Regions from separate parts of the Homo sapiens genome. Here region 1 is linked to region 2. Evidence: chromatin contacts called from ENCODE Hi-C or POLR2A ChIA-PET data. All regions are on one chromosome and are shown on one strand. The core of a region is the stretch at or near the end of the contact, and the rest is flanking DNA. Distances in the headings are between cores, read along the strand shown.

The links. Hi-C counts contacts between places; a loop is a spot of excess contacts on that map. ChIA-PET counts read pairs that join two places held with the same protein, here RNA polymerase II (POLR2A). Pooled maps may share reads with other maps.
Region 1: a loop to region 2 is called in a pooled map, with 1.8 times the contacts of the local background. The contact joins two enhancer-like sites. A Hi-C loop is called at or near these places in 2 of 168 maps with a recorded cell type or tissue (K562 and ovary) and 1 of 50 pooled maps. POLR2A ChIA-PET finds 5 or more read pairs at or near these places in 2 of 52 experiments (OCI-LY7 and activated CD4-positive, alpha-beta T cell).

The regions. Positions count from the first base shown.
Region 1 is chr7:127,985,476-127,988,553 of GRCh38, reverse strand. All of the region lies in intron 15 of SND1 (staphylococcal nuclease and tudor domain containing 1), which reads right to left. Among named protein-coding and RNA genes, the nearest start is that of SND1-IT1, 10 kb to the left of the region's middle. Within about 2 kb of position 1,398, at least 3 of the 41 ENCODE cell types and tissues checked have a DNase peak (open chromatin) inside an H3K27ac peak, as active enhancers do.
Region 2 is chr7:127,884,594-127,887,427 of GRCh38, reverse strand. All of the region lies in intron 12 of SND1 (staphylococcal nuclease and tudor domain containing 1), which reads right to left. Among named protein-coding and RNA genes, the nearest start is that of SND1-IT1, 110 kb to the left of the region's middle. Within about 2 kb of position 1,352, at least 5 of the 41 ENCODE cell types and tissues checked have a DNase peak (open chromatin) inside an H3K27ac peak, as active enhancers do.

The DNA of each region.
Region 1 (3,078 bases), core at 149-2,648, 100 kb before region 2:
GTGGGCCAGGGTGTTAAACAAATCAAGCAGAAATATATTCAAAACATTTTTCATGAGATAGTCCTCTGGGCCTGTGAAAACCAAATCCCAGTCACTCCATGTAGACACAAAGGCAAAGAAGGGCCTTTGTTACGTTGCTAGTCCACTTCCCAGCAGTTAAGCCCTAGCACGACAAGAGTAGGAAGCCGAAGTAGGGTGCTTCTGTGCCCTTTTTCAAGTGGAAATAAGTAAACATCCATTCACATCCATTCCCATCAGGCAGAGGCAGAATCTATTCCCAGACTAAGGTACAAAGTCAGGGCCAGGAGAGCAGGACAGGCTTTATGATATCTGAATGTCTGAGTATTAGAAATTTGCCGAGCCGAGCTACATCTACAGATAGAAGATACTGTAGATGGGCGTTTTTCAAACTTTTTATTCTTACTGTGACCAACATACACACTTACATATGGGTACAAACACCTGTAGACAACCAATGGAAGTAAGAAGCCTTCAATAGATTCCAGAGTCTCAAAACAGTCACATCAGGCAGATTCTGCCAGTGCAATTATTTAGGCAGGAAGACCATTTCCTGAGGTTTCCTTCTCTGCCATCTTGATATTACCTTTTGCAGAGCAGTATTTATGTATTCATTTATTTATTTGGGGGGTTATTTTTATTGGAGGCCAGCTTAGCAATTATTACGTTTCCACAAAACAATGGTTAATCTTGACTATATATGTTAGTTATATATGTCAGTATATGTTATACTGACAGTCTCTCTTCTGTTCACCATTTCATTAAGGAAAAAAACAAAACGGCTATGACACTGAATTGATTTAAAACCTCTAGTGGGACAAATACCCAGTTTGAAAAACACTGGTATTGACTGAGGTGTAAAGACAGAAGGATGGAAGGACGGGGCAGGTCCTGATGGCTTTCTTGCAGAGTTAAAAAAGTGCTCCAACTGAGGGTTTATCCAGTTTCTAGACTTGCTTTTGTGTACTAAGGGACCAAGGAACAGAGCAAAAAATATGCTGTCCACTGGTAGAGAGGAGACCACACAAATGGTAACATTCTGAGCCAAAAAGTCAGTTGTCGTTGCTGCTGAAAGCCAGATGAAGCCACATGCTGGCAGCGAGCAGAGTTATTATGCTGTGCCCTCCTCTCCCAAGAGCTCAGGGAGCAAGTCAACCTAATCCATGCTGCACCTTTCCTCAAGCAATGCCTGCACTGCTGGGCTGGTGATGCAATAAAATGGACGTTAAAAATAAAAGTTAAAGAAAACAGATGAAGGGAAAGAAAGTTGGGTTCTAAGAAAGCAAACCCAAGGCTGCTGATGCTCAGCTGGGCAGGCTGACAGGCAGCAATGGAGCGCTCCCAAGCCACACAGGGCCTCAGACTGTAAATATGAAGTGAGATATCACTGGAGCTGCAGAAGTTCTCCCCAGCCAGTTGAGAAAGTGCCTGGCTGGATCCTGCATGTTACCACCAATAGCTGTCTTTTCTGATAACATACCAGTGCAGTGCTGCCTGCTGATAAAGATATATTAACTCAGCTGTGCCTCAAATGCCACAGGTGCAAGAGAAGTGCCAAGCTTACCTCTGACACAAGCCTTTAAGAAACAAACTATTTTGTTTTAATAAACACAAAAGAAGACAAAACACTACACTTAAAAAAAAATCCCAAAAATTCCTGAGCATTTTCCTTCTCTATCATGGGGTGTGCCAGAACAAAGACAGATCCCCCATGGGGGGACTCAGCTGACTTCCACAAGGGCAGGCACAGGAGAGGCAGGTAAGACAAATGCCTGCCCCACCTCCTGCTCCATGTGGCTGCTGCTCCTGACCTCTTTCAAACTCTACAGGTCCATCTGCCTATAAGCAAAAACTCATTATTTTTCATACCTTTTCTAGACTTTCTGGGATATGAATGGTTGGCCATGGCTATTTGAAACAAAACAAAACAAAACAAAACAAAAGGAAATAAAATCAAGTAAAAAGAGGTTTCTGCCTGACTCTGTATAGTTTAGGAAGAGAAAATTCATTGCTAGCCATCAGCACATCATGATTCTGGGTTCTGCTCTGCCACTGATAGAATATTAAACTTATCCAGGCCTCATCTGTCTATAAAATGAAGGATATGCAAGGCCTTCTCTGGACACAAAATCTTACCATTTTGGTTATACCCTTTTGAGATTCCTCACCCAAGCCTTGACTCATGGAGTATAAATATCCAACAAAATGCTGGGCTATGGAGCAATCATTCTATTAAAAAAATTATACATTTAGAGACATTGACTAACTAGGTCAATTAACACAAATACTCTGGTCAGTCAGCTTTGGAACAAGAAGTACACATTCTTGTTAATGACAAGACAATGGGCTCTGTAAGAGATTCTATTGATGGCTATGTGAAACTTATGTATCGCTCTGAGTATTTTACACTCTTTTTCGAGTTTTATGATAACTAAGTCTCAGGACTCAGAATGTGTTCACTTTTTCCTTTATTGGGCAGTGGGAGCTAAGGGAAGTGTGACAAATTGGCCTTAGCTGGAAGTATGTGACAGCTTCCCAGTGGCACTTATTCCACCACTAAGAGACCAGGCATTAGCTGAAGGAGACAAAACTCAAGTGGAAACAAAAAACAGTTTGAAGGATTAGTCAACGGTGTCTACTGCATGCCCGCTGTGTTCTCACTACTGCATCAGACATCACAGTGGCACAGGAGGCATGCAGAACCTGCCTTCTGTCCACGGGGTACACTGAAAAATCCACCAGCTCATCTAGCAGACCTCTACTCTCCATTGAACTAATGCTTGTCAATGTCTACTCTGGGCCAGGAAGATGAGGATTGTTGTGGAAGATGAGGATTCAATGATGAAAACACTTTGTGCTCATGAAGTTAGTTACCAGCTAGGAAAGATTATTTTACTCTACTATTGTAAAAGGTATGTTATTGGTGACTGGATTTGCCATTTGGCCTATATGTTGCATAATGTTAAGAAATAGTACATGGCCGGGCACAGTGGCTGAAGCCTGTAATCCCAGCACTCTGGGAGGCCAAGGCAGGCGGATCACTTGAGGTCAGGAGTTTGA
Region 2 (2,834 bases), core at 103-2,602:
CATAACGAAGTGTTTCTCTTATAAGAACTCCTGAGAGTAGATCTTCTACCCAAAGTGGGCTTGGAAAAGATAAGACTATGAATGAAGAGAGAAGAGGCAGGCAGGAGGGAGGCATTCTAGTAGAAAGGAAATTCTTTGTGCTGTGGCTCATGCCTATGATCCCAACACTTTGGGAGGCCCGGGCGCTGGGATCACTTGAGCCCAGGAGTTTGTGAGCAGCCTGGACAACACAATGAGACCCCCATCTCCATAATAAAAATTTAAAAATTAGCCGAGTGTGGTGGTGCATGCCTGTAGTTCCAGCTACTTGGAATGCTGAGGGAGGAGGATCAGGAGTTTGAGGTTGCTGTGAGCTGTGATCACACCACTACACTGCAGCATGGGTAAAAGAATGAGGCCCTATCTCAAAAAAGAAAGAAAAAAGCAAATCAAGATGGGGAACAAAGAAAGTAAACAATATAAAATCTGAGATGACCAGTTTTGGAGCAATACTCCATGGGAGCTACAAAAAATCTCAGGTTAGACTCTAATGCAAAGTAATTCTCAAATGCAACAAATCTTTTTTTTTTTTTTTTTTTGCCAGAATAAGAAAATTGCTCACACTTGGGAATGAGAGATGCCACTCTATGTGGCCTGCATCTACTAGCTAGAGAAGGATGAATGGGAAATGATATGCAGACACTTAATGATACATATTTGAATGGTTCCTCCCCAACCTGGAAAGGGAACTTTGTTATGAACAATCAAACTGCAAAAACAAATTTTCAAAAATTAAGTATAATTAACTATAGCAAATACTGGAAAACAAGAAGCATGATATTATTGAGGGAGAATGGTGGTTATGTCTTTCTTTGTGTCTGTCATAATTACACCAAAGGCCCTACTCAAACCATCTGGTTTGCTGCCCTTTAGGGAGAGGCTATGGTAAGCAATAGGCTACCGTGCCATATGCTATGACTGAGTATTGTTTGAAAATGTGGTTAACTCCTAACACACCAGTGGTTCTTAGAAAGTTATACTGTGGGGATGCTGGGAGCTGAACCAACCAGTATCTGTGCATGTTTACGCAATTTAAGGGCTCTATTCGTCAAAACCCAGGAGAACATGCTTTTTTTTTTTTAAAGAAGAAAAAATAAATGTGTTGGTAGAGCAAGGAGGAAAAGATGCAGTGGCTGATTATCTTCTCATTATATGCCCCTCGGATGTCTGTTTATCTACTGCCAGCACGGTATTAATATCTCCAAACTGCCACGGAATTAGCACTTCTCAAAATCCACTCCCACAAAGAGGCTGCTTTGCTGGCCACCCTGTCTCCTGAGTCACCACATAAGCGTGCTGGCAAATGCTGTCATTATCACAGAGTTGTGTTTGGCAGCATGGAGAAGGCAACAGCCTCAAATCAGCAGATGTAGATGTTGATACATGGTGAGGATTTAAACTAAGGTTGTCACTAAGGGGCCCTAGCAGGGAACAAGAGAGGCTCCACCCATCAAAGAGCTAGTAAGAAGGCTGGGGAGTGGCATGGGGGACAACTCCACTTTTGATAGTTTGAGATGTCCTGGCTGTTTTAAATGCCAAGAAAACAAAGAAATATTTGTTACTGCATTTTGAATTACTGAGCATTGACATTTTACAGTAAATACATGGGGTTTGGAGGAGAAAGTGGGAATGGCAGAGCAGGCAAGGAAAAATTCACACAAACAAGCTTTGATATATAAAGAAAAACAACACAAATGTTTAATGATCCACCCCAGTTAATGCTGCTCAAATCAATACACAGAATTACTGAGTACCTGCCTGGCCGGGAAAAACCAAGGGCACTTTCTCTACTCTTCCTTGTCCCTGCCCTCTTTATCCTATCAGCAAATGTCTACAAACCAGTTAAGACCTGCCATATGGAGTTCCTGAGGCCTTAGATTCCCAAATCACTCCACACCCTGCCCACTAACTTTCTTCTCTCTTTCCTTTAAAGCTCAGCATCTAAGCCATGTTCTCTTAGCTTCTTATCCCCTAATTATAGATTTCTCCTGGAGGAACAGTTGTGATGCTGGTGCTTAGCGGTAACAAGAGTAAAAATACATGAAATGATAACAACCATCACCATTGGGCATTCACTACGTGCAATGCATATGAGAATCACATGTGTTCTCTTCTTGGTGGGTTCCCCATGTGATACACCATCACAATATATGGCAATTATTCATTCATTGTTTATCTTCCTTGGTGAGTGATAAACACTGTGAGGGCAGGGGCCATGCTTTTCTTGCTCTATATCCCAGTTCCAAGCACAGTATTTTGCACAAAGTATAGGCTAGTCTGGCTTGGGGTGTCAGAGCCCCATAGGAAGGTAAGGATGATCACTCATACAAGGTATCAGAGTTCAACCTGGGTGCAAACATCCACATGGAAGGTGGCTCCATAGCCAGGCATTAAAGACTGAGTGTCCACTTGGGAGGGGTGACATCAGTGTTACAAGATTGGTTACACTAAGGAATATCAACCCTACCAGTGAAAGTACTAAGGATAAGCCAGGTTTCTCACTGTCAGAGTAGGTATATACAAATATGGAAAGGAAGAAAACTAGAATGAACCCTGTAGCAGTGGATTGGAATTTTAGGTATTTGTGTGAACTCATGGTATGTTGGTTCAGGTTCTATAAGAGGCACGTGCCAAGAAGGATTAGATGTGCAAGAGATTAATTGGAGAAAACTCATCTCAAGGAAGGTGGGAAGGGAACCCCAGGAGGCCTGGGAAGAGCCAACAGACTGCAGTGCAGGTCAAACCCCTGTGCAGAATGGAGGGAATGAAGGAAGGTTAGATAGGGAACATCTGAG